2 separate regions of the Homo sapiens genome follow, and region 1 is linked to region 2. Evidence: chromatin loops called from intact Hi-C (ENCODE). Cell type or tissue: PC-3. All regions are shown on one strand.

Region 1 (8,000 bases), 130 kb after region 2:
CAGCACTGGACAAAAGAATTCCTAATAAGTGAGGGTAGTGAGTCTCCTTCACATGCATATTCCATGTATACTCTCAGAAGGGGCTTTGGGCATCAGCATTGACTTGGTGGGAGTGGAACAATAGCAGAGAAAGAATGGGCTGCAGGGAAAAATGCTGACACCTGGAAATTATGTAGGGTATTCCAGTCCAGGAAGAATGAACCCCAGAATCCTCCCCTCTGGGAGGTGAAATGCGCATGCTTGCTAAAAATTTTCTTACCTATAAAATAGGCATAAAGATATTACCAAACACAATGGTAGTGAGGATTCTGTGAGATAACACATGTAAAATGCCTAGCCCATTATTTAGCTCACAGAAGGGGCTGACAACAACTGGCAGTTTCTTTCCCTTCCCTTGCTTGAAAGTAGGGACCTTCTTTTGTCACTTGTCCTTTATTGTCCCTAGCACTGCTTTTTCAAAGTTAGGGTTAGGGTTATGCTTAAGTTTAGGATTAGAGCTAGTAGTGATAGCAGTTACAGCCATAGGTCAGTAACACTTCACTTCTAATACGTAATGAATGAATATATGTGCCTAACAGTGTGACAAAGTTTTGGCCTATATTTTTAAATTAGAAAGATATTTCTTTTACTGGAGAAAGTAAGTGCAGAAAAAATATTTTAAGAGTTTTTTAAAGCTCTTGTAACTGCACCACCTAGAGATAATAACAATATATTAACATATTTCCTTCCTATCTTTTTTTAGAGGTTTGTTTTTTTGAGACGGAGTTTCACTCTTGTCACCCAGGCTGGAGTGCAATGGCGTGATCTTGGCTCACTGCAACCTCCGCCTCCTTGGTTCAAGCGATCCTCTTGCCTCAGCCTCACAAGTAGCTGGGATGACAAGTGCCCACCACACGTCCAGCTAATTTTTGTATTTTTAGTAGAGATGGGGTTTCACTATGTTGGGCAGGCTGGTCTGGAACTCCTGACCTCAAGTGATCCACACACCTCAGCCTCCCAAAGTGCTAGGATTACAGGCGTGAGCGACCGCGCCTGGCCTAGAGCTTTTTAAAAACAGAAATGGACTGTATTGTTTCTTCAGTTTTGCTGCTTGCTTTATTCCAGTTAGCATTATACTATAGGAATATTTTCATAACATTAAAAACTTTTCATGTGTAATAGTGTGTCTTGGGATGCATCATATTTAATTAACCATATCACTGGGCATCTAAGTCGTTTCCAGAAGTTCAGTGTTGTAAGTAACCCTCAGTAAAAATCTTTTTATGTAAACCTTTGTCTGTATCTTAAGTGGTTTCTTCGAGATAAATCTGTAGCAATCATGGGCTTTTTTTAGTTGTTACATATATAATTTTTTTTTGCTTTTTAAAAATTGATACATAATGTACATATTTATAGGGTGCATATGATATTTTGATAGATGTATACAATGTGCAGTGGTCAAATCAGAGGCATTGAGATTTCCATCATCTCAGAAATTTATCATTTTTTTTGTTGGAAACATTCCAAATCTTCTCTTATAGCTATTTTGAAATATATTATAAATTATTGTTAACTAGAGTCACTCTACTGTGCTATCAAACACTAGATCTTATTCCTTCTATGTAACTGTATTTTGTACCTATTAATCACCCTCTTTGTTCCTTCTCCCTTCTCTTCCCAGCGTCTGGTAATCATCATTGTATTTACTACCTGTGTGAGTTGTTTTTTTCTAGCTCCCACATATGAGTGAGAACACACAATATTTGCCTTTCTGTACCTGGCTTATTTCACTGAACATAATGTCCTTCAGTTCCATCCATGTTGCTGCAAATGATAAGATTTCATTCTTTTTATGGCTGAAGAGTACTCCGTTGTGTATTTATATCACATTTTCTTTATCCATTCATCTGTTGATGGACAGTAAGGTTGATTCCATGTCTTGGCTATTGTGAATAGTGCTGCAGTAAACATGGGAGTGCAGGTATCTTTTTGATACACAGATTTCCTTTCTTTTGGCTACATACCCAGCAGTGGGATTGCTGGATCATACGGTAATTTTATATTTATTTTTTTGAGAAACCTCTGTACTGTTTTCTGTAGTTGCTGTACTAACTTACATTCCCACCAACAGTGTATGAGTGTTTCCCTTTTTCTGCATCCACCTCAGCATCTGTTATTTTCTGTTTTTTTTTGTCATTGTTGTTGTTTTTTGTTTTTTTTTAGTAGCCATTCTAAATGAGGTGAGATGATATCTTATATGGTTTTGAGTTGCATTTCACTGATGATTAGTGATGTTGAGTATGTTTTTCATGTACCTGTTGGCCATTTTGTATATCTTCTTTTGAGAAATGTCTATTCGGATCTTTTGCCCATGTTTTAATCAGATTACTTATTTTATGAACCTTTTTTTAAAGCTGGTGGGACAACTCACCAAATTTATTTCCAAATTTATCAATTTATACTCCCAGTATGACTTGCAATGTTTGTCTTTCTGTGCCTGGCTTATTTCACTTAACATAATGTCCTTCAGTTCCATCCATGGTCATGCAAATGACAAGATCTCATTCTTTTTATTGGCTGACTAGTACTCCATTATGATTTCCTTTCTTTTGGCCATATACCTAGACATGGGATCGCTGGATCATATGGTAGTTTTATTTTTACTTTTTGAGAAACCTCCGTACTGTTTTCCAATGAGATTTCCTATTCTTTGCATTTCCCTAAATTTATTTGCTCACCATTGCCCAGGCACCATTGTGCAAACATTCTTATCACCATCATCAATGACCCTAACTTAGGGCCATATATTGTGTACCTAAACCTTATCCTGACTTTGGAAAGACTAAAGGGATTGGTCACAGGGCCTGCTCTGCAGGGCCTCCCAGGCAAGGATTCCTTTTACTTTCCTAAACTAATATGGCCCCTTAACAGGGAGCGCACATTAAAGTTAGGATCTGATATGAAATCTAAAAAGGGCTTGCTTGTTTTTTTTTGCCCTTGGTGATTCTTTAGTTTTGCCTCTGGATGTGTTTCAGCTCCTTGGCTGGTTGTGTAGTCAGTTCTGGCATGGCTTAAAGTGGTTAACCTCTTTTGTGTTTATCAGAACTGGTGTCCTTATCTGCCTTTTATGGAGAAAGGCCTTTCTGGGCAGCAATGTTGAATGAGCCTGGAAAGCCTAGATGTGGTCATTTAATTTCTCTTTTAGGCTACTGTTGTCTATGGCTCACCAAGAGCAGGCTGATTAGGAAGCTGAAGTGTCTGGTGTCACCTTGATTAGGTCAACTTCAATGTCAGGTGAAATAAGATCCAATGCATTCAGGTGTTTCTGGAGTTTGTGGTAGGTAATCAGGATGAGTTAAATTTAGCTGGGATTCATTTGGCTGGAATATTGAAAATAAGAGAGTTCCCTGAATATAGATGCTGGAGAGACAGCCTAGCATCTGGGGAAAAGGATGTGTTTTTCAGTTATGGGGATCCAGATTTGGGGCTGTTTCTCTTTCCCCCATTACATATCATTTTCACTGTGTTTTCTATTTCTCTCTTTACTTATCATTGGTTAAGTCTGATTATGTGCCCTTCACTGATGTTTGGGGTTGAGTATGTTTTCAGGCATATATTTGATACGGACACTCTATGTTACGACACTTCAGTTTTGTAGAGACTGCCTTTATTGTACACTCTTCTGGCAGTTTAGGTGTGCTGCCACCAAGTGGTAGAGTACCTGAGCTCAGTTGCCCAAGAAGACATAGATGGGTTTTGTCAGAGGCTCCAATGGTTCTATTCTGGTTCTCTCCTCATTAAATCTGGGATTTTCCAAGCTTTACTGTTTAAAATTTTATTGAAACACTGAAATTTAAGCAACCAATAAGCAAGGATTACTCTTCTTCAACTACAAGTGAGTTTGATACAATCTTTCTCAAAGAACTGTAGTAAATGATAGATAAAATAATGTTTGTGAAAATGTTTCACCTGCTATGTTGAAACTGGGAATTTTATAATAATGCTATTTTGGGGATATAAATAGTGTGGTGTTTCTATAATAATTCTTTTTAAAATAAAATCAAATTTAAAAAAACTAAAACACTAACAAAAAACATTCCTGTTGGTTTTGCCTTCATCTTTGGTAGATCTGAAGTTGCAGTGCCCCAAGCGAACTTATCTCTTGGAGCTCCCACTGTCCCCCTGACCTTTTTCATCAGCCACAAACATTGAAGATAAAACATTGAAGATAATTTGTCTTTTCAGACCTTCCTTTCCAGACAATATTTTCTTTCTCTCAACATGGAAGATGAGTACAAGAAAAACAAAACTATCTAGGGTTTCTGTTGCAGAGAATTTAGCTTGGGTGTAGGCACTCATCAGTTGCAGAAGATTTCTGTACCAGTTTGCCTCTGTCACTTGTATTGAAAAAAAAAAGTCTCCCCCTCGCCTTCTCCACCCCATCTCATGTTTTCTTAGATTGCTTTAGAAAAAAAGATTTATTCAGAATTTTGTTCTCAAAAGTCCAGCATTACCTAAACAAAACAAGTGATTTGAACAGCATTTAAAGATTTTTGAATCTGGAAAACTCATATAATGGGGGTGAGTCCCATCCCTTCTATGAGATCTGAGTGTCCTGAGAGAAACCACACAACTTTCTCTCTGATAGGTGGTGAACCTCTTGCAGGTTGGAATGGTTGGTTTTGTTTCTTGCCCCTGAGGGTGTGGAGCACCACCTTGCAAACTGGCTGAATTCAATTAGACTGGAGGCTCCCCAAGGAAAAAGGAGAGGGCTTCACCCCCCCCATACTCCTTAGGGCCAATGCCGGGATCTCTATTTCAGACATGAAGTACCTGAGGCCAGACTGAGGTTTCCTTCAGGAGGTTCTCTTTCCTCTGTCCGGGGCTGTGACCACAGGGGGTTACCCAGGCCAGAGGTGGGTGGACTGGCACTGTGGCAGAGTGGGGCAGAGCCTTCTGCCAGGGGACGGAGCATGGATGTACCTGCGAGGGAACTAGCAGTGGACTCAGTCTCACCAAGGAGCTATATTCTTGTTTCTAAATTAAGCAAGTATGACAGCCAGCCCCATTTCTCCTGGAACTTAGATGGGAGCACTTTGTCAGCCATGGTGACTCAGCAAGGATGAATGTTTTTCGGATAATTTACTGACGTAATTCAAGCATGTGTCCTGATGGCCCTGGCCCCTCTTTCCTTTTCTCTCAGAGCCTCCTTCCTCTCTGCATTTCCCATTTGTTCTAGGTCAAGTGAGGACCAGCCTTGGTTTTGAGAGCTACTAAAAAACTCTAAAATCAGTACATTTTTCTCCCTTGCATCTCCCAGACTGTTCTGTCCGGAGCTGGAATTTTATCTGTTTCCATCGCTAGTAATGCATGTGCCAGGTTTTGGCCTGGTGCCTGAGACAAGGTCTGAACCTTGTCCTGTGATGCACTCCACCCTGGTTCCCTACACAGGAAGAGAATGTCCTGGATCTCCAGACCATAAGCTGTTTTCCTTTGCAGGAAATTCAGGCTTCACCCTCATTGGCTGAAGAGAAACTCCCTGTTTTGAACTTGGAGGAAAGCAAGACCATTCCTCACCCTCTTGCAGCTCTGACTATGAAGGAGTGCTGCATTGGGAAGATTGCACATTGGTTCAGATTTAATTCTGTGGATACACAGGACACTTGTTTAGTTCTTACATACACACAAACTCAGAGGGAATGGTCAAATGATCTCTTGGCTGAATTTGCAGATTAATGGGGTGGGGAATGGGGGAGGGACCCAGTTCTTGCCTTCAGGAGGTTTGTGGTCTGGTTAAGGTTTCAGAATCCACAGGAGAAGACAAAAACTGAAAGCTTCCAAGGCAGCAGCCACACAAGCATGTCAGTTAAATGGACGTAATCAGACATAATTTACTGGTGGTAAAAATCTGACCTGGATTGTAAAGGAAATAGATGAATTGGAATTCTGGAGCTTAAAGGCAGGAAGAAGCTGTAGAGGTCTGCCAGGCCAACTCTTTCTTTTAAAAAGAGTAGAATGCTGTCTAAAGGGGTCCAGTCATGGGCTCAGGGTCCTCCAGCTGGCTAGGGTACCAGTCCTGAGCTTGCTGCAATCATACATACACTGCCCCCTAACATAGACCCTGCCTGTGGGACAGCAGGGTGCCTAGAGCAGCATGCACAGGATAAGGGCCTCTATGAAGTCATATGTGGAGGGATTCTTCCACCCTATATGTGAGCTTCCTGAGCTTCTGAGCTAGTTATGCATGGGGGCAGCCTAGTTTATTCTGATTTGGAGCAAAGACCTGGAGCCCTTGGTCCTCCCTGTTCCATTTCAAGATCCAAACATGCAAGCCTTCACCTCCCACAGGGCTCCCCGACTCCAGCTCTTTGACCTCCCTTGTAATTCCCAGGTTCCCACTAGTGTCTGAGCCATCACAAGGTTTTTCCTCCATGTAAACCATGGGGATCTCATCAGTCCCCTCTGCCAGGGCAACCCTGGCTGTGTGTCAGAGGGAAGGCAGGCTAGCTAGAGGGTAACAGCCGCCTGCCCTGCAGGAAATAGAGCTCCTGCACTGGTTGGTAAAACCCAGTGGGCATGGCCTGGGGGGGGTGGCTTTGTGTGGCGTGTTGCATTGTGTGTTGGTGGGGATGGTTGTGCATGTGTCTGCGTGCTGCAGGCAAAGAGCACTGGGCTTTCAAGAATGTGACTGCTACTTAAGGAGAAAGAGGAGGAGGGAAGGAGAGGAGGTGTGTGCAAGCCACAGCAAGGACTGTTTCCTGGAGGAAACATGTGGTTTATTAATGAGGATTCCACCTGGCCTGCCAGGAAACCAGAGCCCAGCTGGAGAGTGTGTGGGGGTTCCTGTGAGAGGGCAGGGAGAGGTGGGGGTGTGACAAGAGAATGAGGAGTGGTGATGGCATGGTAGTAGGCCAAGCCTGGGAGAGTTGCTGCTCTGTCTCCTGGACAGGTCGGGTGCAGCACCTGAGTGGGAGGCAGCCCATGGCTGCACTGTTGCCATTTCTCTTGAGTCCCCTCAGCTCTCTTCTCTTACTCCACGTTTTAGAAAGGCTCCTTGTGTCTTACAGTGGGGTGGCTGAGGCACTGTGCTTAGACAGGTCACAGTCTTTGTCACAGATATATGTGCTATGATCATAATGATATTTTTTAAAGTTAAAAGATGAATTGTTTTTCATATAGCCTGACTAAGGGGAGTGGGGAGCGGGAAAGAAGGAGAGGGTAGAGAAGGCCAGAAGAGAGTACCTTGGGGGTTGTCTGAGGAGGGCTGCGGAAAATGGGAGGGCTATGTGGGTTTTGGTTTCCAGTTCTTTCTTTCCCTGTAGTGCTTTGGTTTCCATTTCATTTCTGCTGCATGTTCTGAATGGCCCAGAAGGAAGGGATGAACAGCTCTGTGAGGGAGGGTGGGAAATAGGGCAGGAAGCTGCTGTCCTGAAATGGATGTCAGTTTCCATCCCACTCCCATCTGAACCCACCCCTTTGCCACCTTCTCTCCCTAGCCAGCTAGACCAGACTCTAGGAGCAATGGTTCTTGTGCTTTCACAGTTTTCATGTCTTCTCTTGGCTAAGAGTAGCTCCTTCCAAACAAATGCTGTGCTCCCAAGCCACTCTGATTCAGAAAGTGGGTCTCTTCCTTTGGTGAACAGGAGTTGTGTTTCAGAGCCTGTAAGGCTGTAAAATGACCTTACTGATTGACAAACCCATCAGGGTTTATGCAGCTGCCTCATGCTGGTCCCTCCAAGGTGTACATCCTTTGGAAGACTGCGTGCATTTGCCTGATCCTGCTGTCACCCCCGCCATTCCCGGAGCTCTCTTTGGGAGCTCCCTTCAGCTGTGGGATGCTCTTTTGACTGTTTGCGGCGTGGCATGGCAAGTCTTTGCTTTTTTTTTTTTTTTCTTTTTTTCTTTTTTTTTGAGACAGGGTCTGGCTCTGTTGCCCAGACTGGAGTGCAGTAGTGCAATTTGGCTTACTGCCACCTCCACCTTCTGGGCTCAAGCTATCCTCCCACCTCAGCCTCCCTAGT
Region 2 (8,000 bases):
TTCCCCCTTCTTTTTCAGCTTCACCCTGGTACTTCTGAATGACCAGGGTTCCTGCAGGGAGGTCGAGCAACGGCAGCTTGTGGTTTGGGTGTTAGCTAGGGGCAGCAACTAATAAATGAATGGTCAGTTGTCTTGGGAATGTAGGTCTTTGCTTCAACTAGATTTACTTTCATTTTATCATAAATACCAGAAGCTTCATGAATTTAAATTGGTTTCCTGAAACAGACCCTGGTTCCAGGAACATTTCTCACTGTGGGAGACAGGATTGTCAACAAAAATGGGGATGCATTTTTAAAGATAAGATCTATTTATCAGTGTATGGTCCACAAAGAATCAAATTTGGTGACTTAAAACTTCTGTACTCAAATGAAGGGTATGGTGCATATTTATCTTACAGTGACAGTGATGTTTTAGAATATCCGTATGGTACTGCTGGCTTAGTTGGCCTGGATGTTATATTCATGAGGCCAAGGCTGCAGCCCAGCTCTCTTCCCTCTGGTGGCCAGATATCTTCTCTTTGGTCATGGCTAGAGACTACATCTTCTGTTCCAGCTGGTAGTCTTTTAGTAGCATTTTATTAGTCATGCAAGGGCCAGCAAAAATAGCATAGACAGATAGTAAAAATCTAGTCCTTGTACTGGAAAAAGAACTTGGAGAATGTGGCCTGTTGATAATGGTTGTATTATCACTAAGTAATTTTTTTTATATTGATTAAGTACTTCCTATGTGCCAGGAACTGTCCTAAGTGCTTATCTCAACCTTCAAAATAGTATAGATCCTATCTTACAGATCAGGAAACTGAGGCTGAAATAAGTTAAGTGACTTGACAAAGTCATTCAGCCTGGATAATGGTATGCATAATTAGGTTCTAATCTAGCTTTTCTTATCTTAAGTCTTGTATCCTTTCCTCTCTTCTGTCCAGAAATGATGATGAGAATATAGTAGTTCCCCCTTATCTGAGGGGGATACGTTCCAAGATCCCCAGTGGATGCCTGAAACCACAGATAGTACTGAATCCTAAATATACTATGTTTTTTCCCTGTATGTTCATACCTACAATAAACTGTAATTTATAAATTAGGAACAGTAAGAGATTAACAGCAATAACTAATAATAAATAGGACAATTATAACAATATAATGGAAGTTATGTGACTGTGGTATCACTCTTTCTCAAAATATCTTATTATATTGCATCACAGGTAACTGAAACTGTGGAAAATAAAACCACGCATAAGGAGAGACTACTGTACCTATACTGTAGATTCCTGGAGGCAGAGTCAGATGTTGGACTGTTCAGTAACATCTTGGAATCTCCTTTGTCCACCAAAGTGTCTTTGACTGTGACCTTAGGCCTCTTGCTTTGAAGCAGAGTTACTCTATCCTATTTGGAGTCCAAATTAACATCTGCTCACCACCAAGTGGATCCCTGGAGATCTTTCTTGCTGTATCCTCCAGCCCCTAGCCCCTTTTGAATTGGGGAAGTGGCAGATGGAAGATCAAGTGGCAGATGGAAGGTCAGATTTCAGACCTTGCAGGCTTCCTTCTGATCTGCATCAGCTCAGAGGGAGAGAAGGGGGGACTGGCTGGTGTGTGGTCAAGTGTATTTTGTTGACCTGCTGCCCTGAGCTAGGGGTCTATACTAGGAATTTCTTTTATGGAAAAGAAAAACAGTGTTTTTTTTTTTTCCCTTGAACATTCTGGGGGTGGGGAGAATCAGCAAATTATTTTATATTTAAATAACTAAACATTTATTAAGGGTCATCTCTGGAGAAGACAGAATTGGTGTGATTTGAAGGATGCTACAAAAGTGCCTCCTGCTCAGAACCTCTCTGACCCTTGTAGTGCTTTGACACCTTAAACAGTTCATTCATTCCTTTTGGCTAATATCACTCAGCTGATCCTTTTATAGGTGCTAAAATAATGCACTCTTGTGTTAATTTAAGATTCTTCCGGAAGAAGTAGAGGAACATTAAGGCAGTGTGTGTGTCGGGGGAGTGGGGTGGGTGGTGTTTAGAGTGAATGGATGACTCAGACTTGGTGAGAGATATTCTGGGATGGCTTCCTGGAGGAGAGAATTACTTAACATGATGTGGTGGCCAAGAAGGCTGTTGGCACCGTTCTTTCAGAAGCTTCAGATTGAGGCATTCACCAAGTTACTGAACATTAGTTTTTAGTTTCTAAGATAATGGAATTAGCTGTAGTAGTACAAGGTACAAAGCCATTATTAACTTATAAGCCTTTATAATTACTTTTCAGAAGCCCTTTTTGCTTTAGCATTGTAAATCTTTCTCACAGTGCCAGGGATTTAAAAATTTTAGAAATGACATTTAATTAATGTTGAACGTAAAATCTCTTTGGGTTTTAAGCTGTCTTGGGAATCTACTCATTCCCTCCTCCCAGATCCATCTTGCCTCCTCTTAGGGATCATCCAGGAAACCTCCCTGAGGGCTGGCATGGAGGTAGGCAGAGGAGAGTGCCTTCCCTCAGGGTGACTGTCAGACTTTCCAGCCCCCAGAAACATTCCGTGGAGATGAAGGAGACACTTCCATCTGTGCCTGGGCCATATTTCAGGGAGACTACGTGGTGGGACTCGCAGCTGGGGGACAGGACAGAGGGACTACAGATGGCAGATGGCTCTGGCTGCCACTTGGAGGGGGCTGTTCTTGGGGCCGATGGGGGTGTGTGGCTTAGACTATACTCCCTGTGAAGTAAACAGGGAATGCTTTTCTTAGGATCTAGGGAAGTTTTAGCAACTTAGTTAGGATTATGCCATCTCTGTGGGAGAGAGGGTTTCTGCAGGAGACTGCAAAGATATACATGTGAACATTTAAAAAGTACAACTTTCCAGCCCCCAGAAGCATTCCGTGGAGTTGCAGGAGACACTTCCATGCATCCACAGAAGCCCTCTGTCCCTCACGTGGGCTCTGGAGATTCCTAAGACTTCTGTGCATCTCTCTATGTGAGTCATGGGACATGTTCCCTTAGGCCACATGTAAATGCCAGGCAGTGAGGCCTAAATAGTCATTGCACTCTAAAAAAAGTAAACATATTTAATTTCTCATATTTTTATAACGATGTCTTACTTGAACATTTATTATATACCAGATTTGTTCCAAACACTGGAAATCCGTCTTCTCATTTAATTGTCACAACTCTGGCAGGTAGTTGTCATTCTTTACAGTTTATAAAGCATGTCCACCATCTATCTCACTTGAGTCTTTCAGCAGTATATGTATCCCCATTTTACAAGTAGGACGTGGCCAGATAAGTGACTGTCATAAGACTGTATGTCCATGGAGTAGTGACATTGAACTCAGAGCTCTTTGTTCCAATTCCGGTCTCCTTTTCATCATACTGTAATGAGAGCCCAGCTTTCTTCCTTCTCTCAACCCCCACCTTGTTTTACAGAGAGTGTCTCTGGGATTCTGTGGCTGGGAGAGGTGGGAGAGGTAGCTGAGCAGGTAAGCCTTTTACGAATGTGTGTAGATTTGAGACCTGCAAGGCGAGAGGCAACAGGGAGTGGAAGCTGACTGACAGGGCCCTGGGGGATGTGTCAGAGACAGTGCAACTGTTGCACAGATGTGGTGCAGGCTCCTCATTAAGAGGGAGCTGGAAAGGAAAAACTCCCACTTCAGAGAAGAATTAGACTGTTCCCAATGTCTTCACATCTGTGAGGGGACTGATGGTACAAAGACTCACTGATAAATGGACAGAAGTTTTCAGACCCAAGAAGATATTAAAATAAATATTTAATTTGCAACAAATTATGCTGTGAATCATTAAGACAAACATAAATCTCATGAGTAAGATTTCTGTTATTTCTCTGAATCTCAATGAAATATTTATTGAGGAAAATGAAGTCAGCTCATTGCTTTGCATGACTAAATGCCATTGCTGGCTTCCAAGAGCAGCTTCCTCAGGATCTGTCTCAGATCGCAAGGATGGGGGAGGAGGCAGGACTACTTCCAGGCTGTCCCAACATGAGCAGGGATCAGATCATTCAGATCGGGTAGGACTGAAGCATGGTCTAGCATTGTGTCTGGAATAGAAAATGTTGTCTAATTTTTTGTTATTTAAGGTTGATTTTGAAGGTCCTGGGGCACTTTCTAATTTGAGGAGTAGGGAGGATGGCTTCAGGGTAAGTTCTCTGAATTTTCAGATGGCAAACCCTGAGACAGCTTTCAAGTGTGTCTAGAACTTAGAATGCTCTGATTCAGGTTAATGCCTTTGGGGGTGATACACGGATGTCCTGATGCCATTCCTGGGCTGCTGCTTGGGTATGCTTTACCAATGCTAATGGTGTGCTCACACCTTGGGGATTGGGAGAACAACATCAATCCATCTAATCTCACCTAAGGTAGTAGAGGATATTGACCCATCTCCCCACAGAGGTCAGCCCCAGTTCACTGACTTTCTTAGTTGTGGCTTATCAGAGCAAAACTGGCTATTCTAGGAGATGGATTTCAAGAGGCTGAAACAAAAGACAGCAGTGTGGGTACATGGGGTGATGAGGATACCCAGGCCTTCCTGGACTGGTTTGGGCTGTAGCCGTTCCCCCGACAGGGCAGGTGGCTCTGACTCCTGAGTTCATGGTCCTTTGGCAGGCAGATCCAGTGTGGGTCACATGATGGATGTTTCTATGGGTGGTCTTGCTGTCCAAAGTCAGCCTTGCTGCTCTAATTCCATTCTGGTTTTCTTCTTGCAATCCACAGGTGGTTTAGGTAAATCCCCACAGATGAAATATGACTTTATTCCTCTCTCAAAAACACAGTGCTTTGGTCAGAGAGAAAGCTTAGCGAGCATGTTGAGGGGACTGTCACTTAGAACTGACCATCTTGTTTTCCTTTGCCTTAGACTTCCCATTTTCTAAATCTAGAGTGCGATTAATGGTATAAATGTAGAATAGGAACTCCCATTTCTAGCAGAATTACTGAATTTAACTAAGTATGTACTGAGAATGAGCCATGTGCCTAGAACTGTGCTGATGGTCTAGAAGATACAGAAATGTGAACAGAAGAATCCCTACTTTTCAAGAAACTTACAATCCAGATAGGAATACTAAAAATATATATATATATATATATATATATATATATATTTTCACATAATTAGCTAACTATTCATTCAATGTGTATTTATGCAGCACCTTCTCTTAGCAGAATATAAAAGAATTCAGAAATGCTCCTGTAATCCCAGCACTTTGGGAGGCCAAGGCAGGTGGATCACTTGAGGTCAGGAGTTTGAGACCAGCCTGGCCAACATGGTGAAACCCCATCTGTACTAAAAAAAATACAAAAATTAGCTGGGCGTGGTGGTGCACCCTGTAATCCCAGCTGCTTGGGAAGCTGAGGCATGAGAATTGCTTGAACCCGAGAGGCAGATGTTGCAGTGAGCCAAGATCATGCCACTGCAGTCCAGCCTGGGCAACAGAGTGAGACTCCATCTCAAAAAAAAAAAAAAAAAAAAAGAAATCAGAAATGGCTACTTAAAAAGACATGTTAATAATTATTTTGTAAAATGAAGAGTAATGTGAGTTCCAGGAGATGCTATCTGTGAAAGATGCAGGAGTATAAACAGTACTTCTATTAGTAGACTAGAGAATGTAGCCACCAGATAGAGGTTTTGATTGTTTATATTTTCTATCTCCAGAATCTAGCACAATGTCTGGTATACAGTAGGTGCTCAATAAAGAAATATTGAATGAATAAATTTTTCTAGGCTGGAGTAATCAGAGAAAAGCTACCTCATGGAAGAAGTCAAGCTTGAGTTAGATATTTAAAACATGACAGAAATTGGGTGGCAGTGGAGAGGGCATTTTAAGTTTTTCAGAGGATATCATTGCCATGTCTACAGTACTGTGTTATTTATTTCTCTCTCATATTTGTAAAATATTGCACAAGTCACCCATGAGCACTCAGCTATTTCTTATCTCCTTTATCAGACCATTAGGGAAGGGTTGACTCTGGGGCCCATGGCACCTGGTTGTATGATAAAATGCAAGAAGTGGTGATTTATTTCTACTTGAAGAAACAATTTTACAGTTTGGGGATGCTTTTGCAGCCCTGTTCAAAGAGGCTGTGGATTGGAATTCTCCATAAGGCCATTAATTATTGAATTTGCTTTACTGTAAAACAAAGGAGCTGCTTATAGGTGTCAGCTGTTGAAGGTGCAGAGTGACTTAGTAGCAGTATAAGTGCTCCTCCTAATCACAGGCAGACCTGTTAGCAGACACTCAGAAAAAAGGACAGGATACTGTCAGCACATTGCTTCAGGGAAGATGGGCAATTAGTGGCTTCAGATGTCACATAGCATTCTTCTCCTTTTGGTCTCCCAGGTGCTCTCTGTTGGGCAATCAGAGATTTTAGTTATGACTCTAGAAACAAGTCCCAGTGAGAGAATTTTGGGCTTTGCACTTGCCAAATGGTGAGATGAGTGGTGCCAGAGAGTTTGGCTGCGGTGGTTGTGATGGAAATTCTGCAGGTGGTGGTGCTAAAGAGAAAGAGAAAAAATTCCTGGCTGTCATGGAAGATAGTTGCTTTCTGGGCAGTGGAGCTGGATATACCAGTGCAGTCTGCAGTGCTGGTGGAGGCTCAATTCCACTCTGCTGCTGTGATTGTGTCCTTCAGCACACTCTGAGGTCCTGATCTGCTCTCCTGTCTTATATGTAGGGGTGCACAAAGCCAGACTGCAGGAGCCTTCTTGGTGGGCATTTTTATAATGATATGCATGAAAGCTTGACTTCTGAGTGTATAGGCATTCCTCACTTTATTGCACTTTACTTTATTGCACTTCACAGATATTGCATGTTTTGCAAATTGAAGTTTTGTAGCAACCCTGCATTGAGCAAGTCTATCAACACTGTTTATCCAATAGCATGTGCTCACTTCGTGTCTCTATGTCACATTTTGGTAATTTTCACAATATTTCAAACTGTTTCATTATTATTATATCTATTATGGTTATCTGTGATCAGGGATCTTTGATGTTACTATTATGATTGGGGGCACCACAAACCATGCCCATATAAAACTGCAAACTTAATAATTGTGTGTGTTCTAACTGCTCCACCTACCAGCTGTTTTCTCATCTCTCCCTCTCTTCTCAGGCCTCTTTATTCCCTGAGACGCAATAATATTGAAATTAGGCCAATTGATAATCCTACAGTGGCCTCTAAGTGTTCAAGTGAAAGGAAGAGTCATACATCCCTCATGGTAAATCAAAAGCTAGAAATGATGAAGCTTAGTGAGGAAGGCATGTTAAAGGCTAAGATAGCAGCCGGGCACAGTGGCTCATGCCTGTAATCCCAGCACTTTGGGAGGCCGAGGTGAGTGGATCACAAGATCAGGAGTTTGAGACCAGCCTGACCAACATGATGAAACCCAGTCTCTACAAAAAGCACAAAAATTAGCCAGGCGTGGTGGCACGTGCCTGTAATCCCAGGTACTCAAGGGCTGAGGCAGGAGAATCGCTTGAACATGGGAGGCGGAGGTTGCAGTGAGCCGAGATTGCGCCACTGCACTCCAGCCTGGACAACAAAGCAAGACTCCATCTCAAAAAAAAAAAGGCAAGATAGGCAGAAAGCCTTGTGTTAGACTGTTAGCCAAGTTGTGAATGCAAAGGAAAAATTCTTGACGGAAATTAAAGGTGCTATTTCAGTGAACACACACATGATAAGAAGGGGAAACAACTTTATTGCTGATATAAAGTTCTAGCGATCTGGATAGAAGATCAAGTCAGCAACAACATTCCTTTAAACCAAAGCCTAATCCACAGCAAAGCACTAATTCTCTTCAATTCTATGAAAGGTGAGAGAGGGGAGGAAGCTGCAGAAGAAAAGTTTGAAGCTAGCAGAGGTTGGTTCATGAGACTGAGGGAAAGAAGCAGTCTTTACAACATAAAAATGCAAGATGAAGCAGCAAGTGCTGATGTAAAAACTGAAGCAAGTTATCTAGAGGATAATTGATGTAGAAGTCTACACCAAACAACAGATTTTCAATG

Evidence for each region. A loop is a pair of places that touch in the nucleus more often than their neighbours do. Peaks named below come from ENCODE experiments on the same cell type or tissue, not always from the same donor. Only the 100,000 strongest peaks of a DNase experiment are listed, where the experiment ranks them.
Region 1: it touches region 2 in a loop (3-fold over the local background); 2 of 110 quality-filtered maps call a loop at or near these places.

The regions. Positions count from the first base shown.
Region 1 is chr3:124,243,499-124,251,498 of GRCh38, forward strand. The region is part of intron 3 of KALRN (kalirin RhoGEF kinase); the gene reads left to right. Among named protein-coding and RNA genes, the nearest start is that of MIR5002, 110 kb to the left of the region's middle. RefSeq lists an enhancer at 4,339-5,538. In PC-3, a CTCF peak has its summit at 3,691 (motif pointing left); DNase peaks (open chromatin) are centred at 3,693 and 5,113; H3K27ac peaks cover 953 bases; H3K27me3 peaks cover 1 bases.
Region 2 is chr3:124,115,646-124,123,645 of GRCh38, forward strand. The region is part of intron 1 of KALRN (kalirin RhoGEF kinase); the gene reads left to right. Among named protein-coding and RNA genes, the nearest start is that of MIR5002, 13 kb to the right of the region's middle. In PC-3, no CTCF peak of the experiment used is centred here; DNase peaks (open chromatin) are centred at 2,066, 2,966, 3,526 and 3,916; H3K4me3 peaks cover 1,143 bases; H3K27ac peaks cover 2,618 bases.